Regions from separate parts of the Homo sapiens genome. Here all the other regions are linked to region 1. A link is a contact called in ENCODE Hi-C or POLR2A ChIA-PET data. All regions are on one chromosome and are shown on one strand. The core of a region is the stretch at or near the end of the contact, and the rest is flanking DNA. Distances in the headings are between cores, read along the strand shown. Region 1 overlaps GPR107 (G protein-coupled receptor 107). Region 2 holds the start of FUBP3 (far upstream element binding protein 3). Region 3 overlaps USP20 (ubiquitin specific peptidase 20).

The links. A loop is a pair of places that touch in the nucleus more often than their neighbours do. ChIA-PET counts read pairs that join two places held with the same protein, here RNA polymerase II (POLR2A). Pooled maps may share reads with other maps.
Region 2: a map of naive thymus-derived CD4-positive, alpha-beta T cell shows a loop between it and region 1 (7-fold over the local background). The contact joins the promoter of FUBP3 here to the enhancer-like site in region 1. A Hi-C loop is called at or near these places in 1 of 168 maps with a recorded cell type or tissue (naive thymus-derived CD4-positive, alpha-beta T cell), 1 of 37 single-sample maps with no recorded cell type and 5 of 50 pooled maps. POLR2A ChIA-PET finds 5 or more read pairs at or near these places in 1 of 52 experiments (activated B cell).
Region 3: a loop to region 1 is called in a map of natural killer cell, with 3 times the contacts of the local background. The contact joins two enhancer-like sites. A Hi-C loop is called at or near these places in 1 of 168 maps with a recorded cell type or tissue (natural killer cell) and 5 of 50 pooled maps. POLR2A ChIA-PET finds 5 or more read pairs at or near these places in 3 of 52 experiments (T-cell and activated naive CD4-positive, alpha-beta T cell).

The regions. Positions count from the first base shown.
Region 1 is chr9:130,126,210-130,130,014 of GRCh38, forward strand. It overlaps GPR107 (G protein-coupled receptor 107), which reads left to right. Exons shown (of 18, transcript NM_020960.5): 16 at 1,274-1,357; 17 at 2,431-2,552. Among named protein-coding and RNA genes, the nearest start is that of GPRACR, 16 kb to the right of the region's middle. RefSeq lists an enhancer at 2,749-2,968. Within about 2 kb of position 2,187, at least 28 of the 41 ENCODE cell types and tissues checked have a DNase peak (open chromatin) inside an H3K27ac peak, as active enhancers do; they include natural killer cell, where a contact is called at or near this core.
Region 2 is chr9:130,577,994-130,581,798 of GRCh38, forward strand. FUBP3 (far upstream element binding protein 3) reads left to right here and starts at 1,584. Exons shown (of 19, transcript NM_003934.2): 1 at 1,584-1,771. The coding sequence starts at 1,688. It overlaps LOC100272217 (a long non-coding RNA gene), which reads right to left and starts at 1,501. Exons shown (of 1, transcript NR_027440.1): 1 at 1-1,501. LOC124902286 (a long non-coding RNA gene) reads left to right here and starts at 1,847. Exons shown (of 2, transcript XR_007061818.1): 1 at 1,847-2,255; 2 at 2,666-3,805. RefSeq lists a silencer at 1,532-1,901.
Region 3 is chr9:129,861,338-129,865,142 of GRCh38, forward strand. It overlaps USP20 (ubiquitin specific peptidase 20), which reads left to right. Exons shown (of 26, transcript NM_001110303.4): 8 at 206-275; 9 at 1,849-1,962. Among named protein-coding and RNA genes, the nearest start is that of MIR6855, 6.4 kb to the right of the region's middle. RefSeq lists an enhancer at 1,879-2,048 and a silencer at 3,593-3,805. Within about 2 kb of position 1,939, at least 5 of the 41 ENCODE cell types and tissues checked have a DNase peak (open chromatin) inside an H3K27ac peak, as active enhancers do; they include natural killer cell, where a contact is called at or near this core.

The DNA.
Region 1 (3,805 bases), core at 937-3,436:
AAAGTTCTATCAGCTAGCACCAAAAGACAGAGCTTGCTAGAAATTATTAGGATCATAATTTCTTGGAATATATAAGGTATAGGCCTCCCAGAGTTAGTTTGCTTCCTGAGTCTTGAAAGAACGTTTCCAAGTCTTTTTTTTTTTTTTTTTTTTGAGACGGAGTTTCGCTCTTGTCTCCCAGGCTGGAGTGCAATGGCGTGATCTCGGCTCACTGCAACCTCCGCCTCTTGGGTTCAAGCGATTCTCTTGCCTCAGCCTCCCGAGTAGCTGGGATTACAGTCATGCGCCACCATGCCACGCCTGGCTAATTTTGTATTTTTAGTAGAGACGGGTTTTCTCCGTGTTGGTCAGGCTGGTCTCGAACTCCTGACCTCAGGTGATCCACCCACCTCGGCCTCCCAAAGTGCTGGGATTATAGGCGTGAGCCATCGCGCCCGGCCCTGTTTCCAAGTCTTTCATCTGTTCGTTTGGCATTGTCACTTCAGACAGTTCCTTTGCTCAAGCAAACATCAGACTTCAGTGGTAGAGAGAGATGCAAGAGCAGACACTCCACTTGGGGTTGATTTTTTTTTTCTTTCTTTGTTTTATTTTTTCTTTCCCATGGATTTTATGTCATCCACCAAATAGGCACAGGTCATCACAGAACCTCTCTTGTTGCATGCAGTGATAATGAGTGGTCCTTGACCAGCAGGCCAGCTGAGCTTAGTCCCCTTGCACAGGCCATGCTCTAGTGGCCAGCACATTGAGTCTTTGTCACTGCAAGGAGAAATGAAGGCATCCTGTCTTGCTAGAGAACTTGGTAGTATTTGTACTTCTGTGAGTGTGGACCTCGAATGCTTGCAGCATCTGCCAGAGAAGAGGACAGAAGTCAGTAATTTCCCTGTGTGGCTTTATTTTGCTATTACTACTGGTAAATATTCCTCAAAGCCTGAGCATAAGAAATAAAATCTTTGGAGATTGAAATCAAGGGCTTATGTCTGTGGATAGGGTGAGGAAGGGTTAAGAACAACCTGACTAAAGTGTCTTGTGCTCCCGGTGGGTGTGGCTGTTAGCAATATCTTGGTCACCTGGAGAGAGAGAAGAAATTCAAGTGTAACTAGCAGAGTAGCCATGTCTCTCCGCTGCACGTATTAATTCACACTGTAAGTGTCACATACTTTTCTTTGAGTGATTCTGTTTTCTGTTTCCTAGTTCATTTGTGAAAGCAAATTGTTAAAGTGGTGTCCTAATTTTAATGTTGATCTGATTTCCTGTTTCTTTCCTCCTCATGCAGATTGTGTGTTACATATACTTCACTAGGATCATTGCATTTCTCCTCAAACTCGCTGTTCCATTCCAGTGGAAGTGGCTCTACCAGGTACGCTGCTCACAGGGCAGAATGCCAGAGAATTTATGCCTGAGGATAAAGTCTTGAAGTGTAACTTAACAGTTGTTACTAATTTATCTGGGAATGACCACTAAGACCTTCCATCTCTTCTTTTTTTTAACTAAAAATTTTTTTTTTAGTTTTTGAGACAGGGTCTCACTCTGTCACCCAGGCTGGAGTGCAGTGGCGCAATCTCAGCTCACTGCAACCTCCACCTCCCGGGTTCAAGCGATTCTCCTGCCTCAGCCTCCTGAGTAGCTGGGATTATAGGGATGCACCACCATGCCCAGTTAATTTTTGTTTTTTTAGTAGAGATGGGGCTTTGCAGTGTTGGCCAGGCTGGTCTCAAACACCTGATCTCAAGTGATCCGCCCACCTTGGCCTCCCAGTGTTCTGGGATTACAGGTGTGAGCCACCACACTTGGCCTCCTTCCATCTCTTCTGGCCTATAATTGAGATGATCTGTTTGTCCAGAAATGCTGCTGGATTCTATGAGGAATCTGAAAATAATTGCATTCTTGATTTTAGTTTTCAGTCTTAAAAGTCAAGAGAAAAGCTTCAGGTAGAGAAAGATTTGCCCTGAATCATTAGAACTTAGATGAGATGTGGTCCTTTCCTTTAGTTACAGGGCTGAGTAGTTAGAATTCAGGCTGCCCTTCTTCTTTGCCCATTTTATTATTTCGATAATAAGTATCTTTGCGACAAACTAGAACTAGCTTAACTACTAGAGGAAGCCACCAAATGACTTTTTTCTTGAATAACTCACTGGGTGCTGTAGGCACTGTGGGAGGAAGTGGGTATGTGGTGAGCTCTTAAAAGCTACCCATGAAGACTGGTGAAAGCACAGCAGAGCACAGCCTCGGAAATGTCAGCCCTGGGCAGGACACTCCTCGTTTAGGCCTCGGCAAGTCTAAGGAAAATGCCCTGTAGCAGGAAGTGGCATCTGAGTAAAGAACCATCGAGTGGTGGGTTGTGGGGAAATATGTCAGTTTGTTGAATTCCACTGCTTTCTGAAGAACAGTGTTGCTAATCTCTTTATTTTGGGGTGGTTTTTAAACTTGCAGCTCCTGGATGAAACGGCCACACTGGTCTTCTTTGTTCTAACGGGGTATAAATTCCGTCCGGCTTCAGATAACCCCTACCTACAACTTTCTCAGGAAGAAGAAGACTTGGAAATGGAGTCCGTGTAAGAAATCTTTCTTCCCTCTTCCTTAGCCCTGACCCCTTTGCCTAACACAAAGCAGCACAGTGTGAATCGGGTCGGCTGCTCTCAGCATTTCGTGGCTGCAGGGGTGGTTCCTCTATTTTTAGCAGAAGGAAGCGGACACTGGAGCCCCAGGCTGTCTGATCTGGTTTGAAGTACAGTATCTGCCAAACCTAGCTGGGTCTTGTCAGGGAAGATGGAACTTGCCGTTCCACTAAGCATCATTGGAGCCTGCTTTCAAGAACTCAGTGGCAAGAACTTAGGAATATACGTGGCCAGTTCACGAGGGAGAACAGGGGGCCGACTTTCTGTCAGGCCCGCCATCAGGCGCTTACGTCTGAAAATGGAATCTTCTGAGTCATCTCTAAGTCTGCTAATGATCCTCAGACATCCTCTATCGTCAGATAACTGCGTGGCTTTTCACAGCACAATGACTTTGACCTATATCTGAGCACTAATAGGGGCTTTTCTGAGTCACACAGTGAATGACTCTAGGGTCCTATTTTCTGGGAAAGGGCCATCATTGTCTAGAAAAATGAGTAGTGATTAAGCATATTTGCTTGTTAACTGAAATTTGATAAGCCAGGTCAATGCTGTGTTTGATGATTAGCCTAAGGCAGAGTTTTCCCTTCTTGGTTCACTGGTATCAAGTGTTCTGCCCCCAGCCCTGGCAGCCTTTGAATTCTTCCCAATTCAGAGGCTGAGACTCGGCCCATGCTAAGCTCTGCTTGGCTGTCAGCGGGTCAGGCAGCATGGGACAGCTCTCTCTGCTCAGCTCCACGGCAACAGTAAAGGAAGGCAGGTCCTGCCAGCGGGCGCCAAACAGCATCTCCCCATGCAGAGGAAGAAACACCTCCTTCTAAACAGTGGAGAGGAGTGCAGGAGGCCCATCAGCTGTGCCTTTCCCAGAAGTGGCAGGATCTGAGCAAGTGTCTGTTGGTTGAAGAGGCACACATGTCAGGCTGGCAACCAGCAGCATCAGGAAATAACCTAAGACGCGGTGTGTTTATCATTCCCCTGCTGGGAGCCTTTGGCTTGGTCCGTCCGCATAACACGGGGTTCTTTGGGTAGGCAGCTAGAAGCCGAGCGGCCGGGTCGCAGCATCGTCTCCTTTACTGCATTGTACTCCACAGTCGTAATGGGAGGTTCCCGCTTCCCACATCCTTTCCCTCAGCCGTTACATCTTGGAGCCTGGATGCATTATGAAGGTATTTTTGTTTCGTGGCAACAATTTT
Region 2 (3,805 bases), core at 334-2,833, 450 kb after region 1:
ATTCTTTTATTTTGCCATAATCTATGAATTATTCTACTTGGCATTATTGAATGCAAAATAAGTTTACTAAGCACCTACTATGTGCCACACCCTAGGGATACAGGGAAAAATAAGTCTCTGCTCTAAAGTAACTCACAGTCTAGGAAAGAAGTCATTAACAAATAAATAACTATACTTTGGTTATTGGTCAAGTATTCCTCATACTTCTTTAGAATGCCCAAAGCTCTCTTGGCATAATGACACAGTGAGGGGTGAGGGTGGGGTCATCAAGGAAAGTTATATGGGACTTTTTTCCCCAAGAAAGGGTCTTGCTCTGTCACCCACGCTGTACTGCAGTGGCGTGATCATAGCTCACTGCAGCCTTGACCTCCAGGGCTCAGGTGATCCTCCCACTCCAGCCTCCCAAGTAGCTGGGACTACAGGTGTTTGCCACCACGCCCAGCTAATTATATTTTTTGTAGAGACGGGGTCTCACTATGCTGCCTAGGCTGGTCTTGAATTTCTGGGCTCAAGAGTTCTGCCTGCCTTGGCCTCCCAAACTGCTAAGATTACAGGCGTGAGCTACCGCACCCGGCCCGTATTGGATTTTATTTATTTCCTTTTCTTGGTGCTCATCCTCCTTCACAACTTCAAGATGGGCATAAGATGTTTGACAACATGGTTCTTCATTAAGTCCAACTCCTTATCATAATAGGGCTTGGGAAATATTAAACACGAGGGCAATCGTGCTAACACAAAAATGGGCGCCCCCTAAACCTTGTTACTTGTTTGCTCACTTATAAGAAGAGCCAACTCAAAGGCTCAACTGAATTCTAGCACTAAGATTCCTTCCTTGCTGTAGAAGATCTGTACCTGGTCACTTCCATTAAAGTTACATAGGCGTTCCAAGAAGCCTCCTGCAATACAGTTGTGACTCAGCCGGTATGGGAGTAATGACGGTCCTGTGGTATTTCCTGCACCCCCAGAGTCCCAGAGTTTGTTAAGGACCGTGTAAGAGGACACCACGCTGGCTTTTCAGTGGGCGCGTCTCTCCTGGGGGCATCACCAGACAACCCCAGGCGGAAGTGGCGGTGGCCCATCCTCATGCAAACTGCAGTGTAAGAACTGGGGCCCGGGACTCCTCGCAAATGTGGGACACTGACATTCTGTGATGCTGTCCCAATGCCCTTTCAAAGCGCTCAGCCCCCAAATTCCCAACCAACAGCCATTTCAGGGAGGGGCTACCCAGGACCAGGCTTTTGATGAACCACGACTGTTCGGGGTGCCGTCTTGGGAGAGCCACGTCAGTCCCTCTGAGATTCCAAACGGCCGACAGCGGACACCTCGGGACCACATCCAAGCCTCGGGGACCTGTCAAGACGCCATCGACGGTCCTGGACCAAATCCCGCCCGGGAAGGGAAGGGTCGCGACCGGACCCTGGAGACCCACGGCTGCCTGGCGATCTGAGCCCACCCCGGCGCTGCCGTCCCGCCCCCACTTCCGATCGGTCGAAGGTCACGTGCCCTGACCCCGCCCCGCAGACGCGACTCCTCCAGCTGCGAGCGTCCCGGCTTTCCCTTCCGCCGGAAGTAGGGCGACTTTCCTTTTCCGGCTACGGGTCCCCAAGCGGAGCGGGAGGCCGGACCGGGGAGCCGAGCGGCGGCGTCGGCGGCGTCGGCGGCGGCGGCGACGGCGGCGGGGGCGGTAATGGCGGAGCTGGTGCAGGGGCAGAGCGCTCCTGTGGGGATGAAGGCCGAGGGCTTCGTGGATGCCCTGCACCGGGTCCGGCAGGTACGGGCGCAGCCGGCTGGCAGGAGCACGAGATCCCGAGGCGGGGCCTGGCGGGCGGGGAAGAGGGGTTCGGGCCTGGGGGGCGGGAGGCAGCCTGAACCGACGTCTCAGCCGGGCCGGGCCGTTCCGTGGAGTTCCTACAGCCGGGAGGAGCCGGGGGGATAAGGCGCCACTGCGAGGCCCAGGCCCGGCCTGTCGGGCGGGTCTCCCAGGTGCCTGAAGTCGCTGGGAAAGGGTTTGCTTAGAGCGTCTGGCCCCATCGTGCCCCAGCGGCCAGCCTGGACCCACAGTGTAGCTAGCGCGGGGTTCTGAACCTCGCGAGGGGAGGGGTCCGGGAAGCCCACGGGGAGGATCTGGGTGTAGACATAAAGCAGCTGTCTGACGCCCAGTAGCTTGTTAAAACTTGGGGAACATCGTCTTTAGACTTTCTGTTGAGTAGAAGGAACTCGAGGGCATCTTATATGTGAGGGTGCTCTTTGGAGAGGTGAGAGAGGGAGGTGTTACATGTGTGGGGGTGGTCCCCAAGATGTAGAAATTTCTCATGGCAAGCTTGCCTCTACTGGGGAGAATGATATGGCCTCATTCCGACATTGAAACTTTACTGTCTGACAATGTCGTGCATTTAATCAAAGTTAAATTAACTGGGTTTTAGAAGGCTCCAGGCTTCCCCAGAGAGTGAATATGGGACCTGCCAAAAATACTTACTGGCTTCTGGCATGGTACTTAGAACAGAACGTGTTCTTCATTTGTATCTAAAACTTACTTACAAGTCAGCCCTAACACTTCAGCTTCCTCGGTTAAGTGTCTTATGTCCTCCTCTCTTCTTATGTAATTGTAAGCGCACTGATACTTTAAAAGTTGGGCTATAACTAATTACTGCTTGATTCCTAACAGAAAGCCACAGGAGTCATTGTATTAGAAGAAGGTCTTCACTCGGGCGCTTGAAGATATGGTCTTTACATCTCTTTCCAGTATTCCAGGGGAGGGAACCCTACCTGTTTCCCTGATAACTGACTTTTCATGTTATATATTGATGCTCCTATAGACATTATATTGGATCCCAGAACTTTCCAAACCTGTGGTTCCACCTAAAATTTTATCTGATGAATTGTTACTTTACTGCCTAGCTGCCAACCAGTACAGTAGTGAGTATCCATCTTACTTAGACTTCAGATCCACCCATGGCTGTAATGGATGAACATGCCACCCAGCTCCCCTTCCACCACTCTGCTTGCTGGCGTGTTACAGTGCTCTCCTCTACAGTACAGGGTCCTGAACCTTGTTTCTCACTGGCTACTAATATGTAATGGCTTTCGCTCTGTGCTGATGTGTGACAGTCACCTTGTTGGCCTTCTATGTCCGGGAAGAATTATAGTCACTGCCCTAAAGGGCTCAGATCCTCAGTTTGCAGAAGGCCTGTAGTTGAACATAAAGTGAATTTTGAACCATTGAGAAGACATTCCGCTTCTCTTGAGCCAGTGGTTGAACTCATATTCTTGGACAACCTGCTCCAGAGGGAGACCCTCTGGTAAATGCTGACCTAATGTGGATTGTTGAAGCAGTGGTGTTTACTACTAGCAGTGAAAACTTCATTGGAATTGTTCTCAGCTCTGAAATGCACCATTGACTGGAGCAGTAATAAGCCCAATGGAGACAGGGCTGTAAGTGTGTTCCTTCTGAATGTTAACAGCTGGAGGTCCATACTATCTCCAAGGATTTGATGGCCTTTAAAAACTAAAGAAAAACCAGGTTGGTGGGTAATTTTAGGTTTATTGTATATAGATTTGCATTGGGCAAGAACGGAATGTTAGAAATCTGTAATACTGTATGCTGATGGTAAACTTACTGTAAGGATCTCATTTGGGTATCTGGAAGGTGATAGTTCTGTTTCTTTGTTATATACACAGCATGTTACAGAGATGTGATTTTTCTCCCCATTAAACAGAACTAAAAGACAGTATATTTATTTAAACGCAAAGCTTTTTCCCCTTTTATGTCTCCTCATAAACTCCAGAGACAGTCTGGAAGGCCCTC
Region 3 (3,805 bases), core at 689-3,188, 270 kb before region 1:
TAAAACACTCAGGTAACCGCAGCTGTTGTGAGCAGGAACCACGTTAGTTTACTGGGAAGATTCCTGGGGTGGAACGCTTCCACCATGTCCTCTTCTTGGGTCTTGGGCAGTTGAGAGCCACACCTTTGTGCCAAATGTGACTTGCAAGGTTTCCTCGGTGGGGCAGGGTGCTCACCTGCTCCTCCCCGTTGTGTTTATTTCCCAGGCCTCACGGGCATGAAGAACCTCGGGAACTCCTGCTACATGAACGCTGCCCTGCAGGCCCTGTCCAATTGGTAGGTCGACACTTTGTCCGAGGGCCGAGAGCTGTCCCTGGCAAAGCCCCGGAAACAGCAGCAGTAGCAGCCCCCAGCCGGTTGCCCACAAACACATGTATAGGATGCACAGCAAAATGCCTGAAAGCATGTATACCCTTTGACCCAGCAATCCTCCCAGTCAGAATGTATCCTGAGGAGATAACCGGAGATGCTGGGGAAGTTGTACGTGCAAGGAGGCTCAGTGCTCTGTTGTTTACTGGAAATGATTTAAAGGCCCATCTGCAAGAGAGTATAAATTCTCATAGCCCTTGCAGCAAGTGCAGGAAAAATGGCACAAGACAACATGCATTGAAACAAGAAGGGGTTCAGAATCTGGTGAGTGGGGGAAAAAGGAGGTTATAAAGCATTGCATGGTACAATCCCGTTTTATGGGAGAAATGCGATTTTCCATTAAGGATAAGGCTGTGAGCTCCATGAGGCCAAGGATGTCTCCTGTGTCTGACGTGCTTCTCCTACCCAGTGGAGGTTAGAGATGCAGTATATGTATGCGGGAAGCAGAGAGGGAATGGGTACAAATGCGTAGAAAAGTCTGGAAGGCTATGTCCCAAAATGTTCCTAGTAACTATCCTCAGGTGGCAGGATGCAGGTCAATTATTGTTAATAATTGACCACACCCAGGCTGGGCGCAGTAGCCCACGCCTGTAATCCCAGCACTTTGGTAGGCCGAGGCAGATGGATCACCAGGTCAGGAGATAGAGACCATTCTGGCTAACATGGTGAAACCCTGTCTCTACTAAAAATACAAAAAACTAGCTGGACGTGGTGGCACGCACCTGTAGTCCCAGCTACTGGGGAGGCTGAGGCAGGAGAATCGCTTGAACCCGGGAGGCGGAGGTTGCAGTGAGCTGAGATCATGCCATTGCATTCCAGCCTGGGTGACAGAGCGAGACTCCGTCTCAAAAAAAAAAAGAAAAATTGACCGCACCCAATCCGTTTTAACTTTAATAACCTCTTTAAAGGCCCTGTCTTGGCTGGGCACCGTGGCTTACGCCTGTAATCCCAGCACTTTGGGAGGTCAAGGCAAGTGGATCGCCTGAGGTCAGGAGTTCAAGACCAGCCTGGCCAACTAGTAGAGCCTGTCTCTACTAAAAATACAAAAAAATTAGCCAGGCATTGTGGCATGTGCCTGTAATCCCAGCTACTCGGGAGGCTAAGGCAGGAGAAGCACTTGAACCCGGGAGGCAGAGGTTGCAATGAACCAAGATTGCACCACTGGACTCCAGCCTGGGCAACAGAGGGAGACTCTGTTTCAAAATAATAATAATAATAATAAAAAAATAAGGTAAGATAGATAAGATGAGATAAAATAAAAATGCCCTGTCTCTGGGAGTTAGGGCTTCGCAGATGAATTTTGGAGGATACAATTTTCTCATAACTGGTAGGAGCCTTCTAGTCACCTTCAGGAGTTTCTGGGTCCAGGGCCACTGTGCTCCCTGTGCGAGCACTCAGGGCTCCCCGCTATGCAGCCCTTTCTAAACTGCCGCATGCCTCATTTGCTCTCCTGACCTGGCTCTCTCTCCCCTGCACCCAGCCCGCCGCTGACTCAGTTCTTCTTGGAGTGTGGCGGCCTGGTGCGCACAGATAAGAAGCCAGCCCTGTGCAAGAGCTACCAGAAGCTGGTCTCTGAGGTCTGGCATAAGAAACGGTGAGCAGCTGCATCCCTAGCCTTGGGCGGTGTGTGGGGACTGGGGTTTCCTGTCAGCACCCATGATTGAGTACTTCCTGTGGATTCAGCCCCCAGCGAGGACTTGCCTCACTTTGTCCCGGGTAATGCTTGCAGCAAGCCTGCGGGGTGGAAATTGCATCCAGTCCTGTTTTACAAATAGGGAAACTGAGGTGCAGAGCACTTTAAGTATCTTGCTCAAGGTCATAGAACCTGCAAAAAGTGAGCTAGAATTTGACCTACTGTTGACCCTACCGAGCAGCCACTGGTAGATGTCTTTGCCAAGAGACATGGTGACCCGGCCTCAGCCAGGACTGTGTGTGTAGAAGGAGGTGTGGGGCAGGGGAGCACAGACTGGATGGAGCTTCTGGCACAGTATGAAATTAATTTAAAGATCAGAGTCTGTGATTAGATCTGTTTCTCCAGGAAAAGTCAAAGTTGGGAATAATTTTAAATGAGCACATAGAAATATGTATTATGTGTAGAAGCGGATGAAAAACCAGCGTAGGGCCAGGCGCAGTGGCTCACGCCTGTAATCCCTGCACTTTGAGAGGCTGAGGCAGGTGGATCACGAGGTCAAGAGATCGAGACCGTTCTGGCCAACATGGTGAAACCCCGTGTCTAATAAAAATACAAAAATTAGCTGGGTGTGGTGGCGTGTGCCTGTAGTCCCAGCTACTCGGGAGGCTGAGGCAGGAGAATCACTTGAACCTGGGAGGCGGAGGTGGCAGTGAGCCGAGATCGCACCACTGCACTCCAGCCTGTTGACAAAGCGAGACTCTGTCTCAAAAAAAAAAAAACAAAAACAAAACAAACCAGCATGGGAGAAATATGTATTAAATGTAGAAGCAGATTAAAAACCAGCGTGGGGCCAGATGCAGTCACTGACACCTGTAAATCCAGCACTTTGGGAGGCCGAGGCAGGAGAATCATTTGAGCCTAGGAGTTTGAGACCGGCCTGGACAACACAGCAAGACCCCGCCTCTACAAAAACTACAAAATTAGCTGAGTGTGGTGTGAGCACTTGTGGTCCCAGCTACTCAGGAGGCTGAGGTGGGAGGATCGCTTGAGTCCAGGAAGTTGAGGCAGGCTGCAGTGAGCTTGATCATGCCATTGCACTTCAGCCTGGGCGACAGAGTGAGACCCTGTCTCAAAAAAAAAAAAAAAAAAAAAAAAGTCTGTGTGCAGTGGCTCACTCCTGTAATCCCAGTACTTTGGGAGGCCGAGGCGGGTGGATCGCAAGGTCAGGAGTTCGAGACCAGCCTGGCCAATGTGGTGAAACCCCGTCTCTACTAAAAATACAAAAATTAGCTGGGCATGGTGGCGCGCACCTGTATTCCCAGCACTTTGGGAGGCTGAGACAGGAGAATCACTTGAACTCGGGAGGCGGAGGTTGCAGCAAGCCAAGATCATGCCACTGCACTCTAGCCTGGGAAACAGAGCAAGACTCTGTCCCAAAAAAAAAAAAAAAAAAACCCAGCATGGTACAATATAATTCCGCTTGTGTAAGAAGCCAAGTTTAAATGTGTATCTGTATGTATTTTTGTATATGCATCTGTAGTTTCACAGAACCAGAAATCTAATGGTAAGTATCTGGTGCCATTGGTGGTGGTGTTTTTCTCTTGTACTTTTCTGAAATTTTAGATTTGTCAATAATGAACATGTCTTACTTTTGAAATGAGAAAACCACAGTAAGTGTTTCAGAATGAAAACAAATCATGTTTAGGCGAGTTTGTTGTGCACCAGAAGGAAATGATGCTATTTTATTTGAGCTCTTTGCTTAATTGAGGCAGCTATGACTTGACATTTTCTTCTTGTCTGTAGA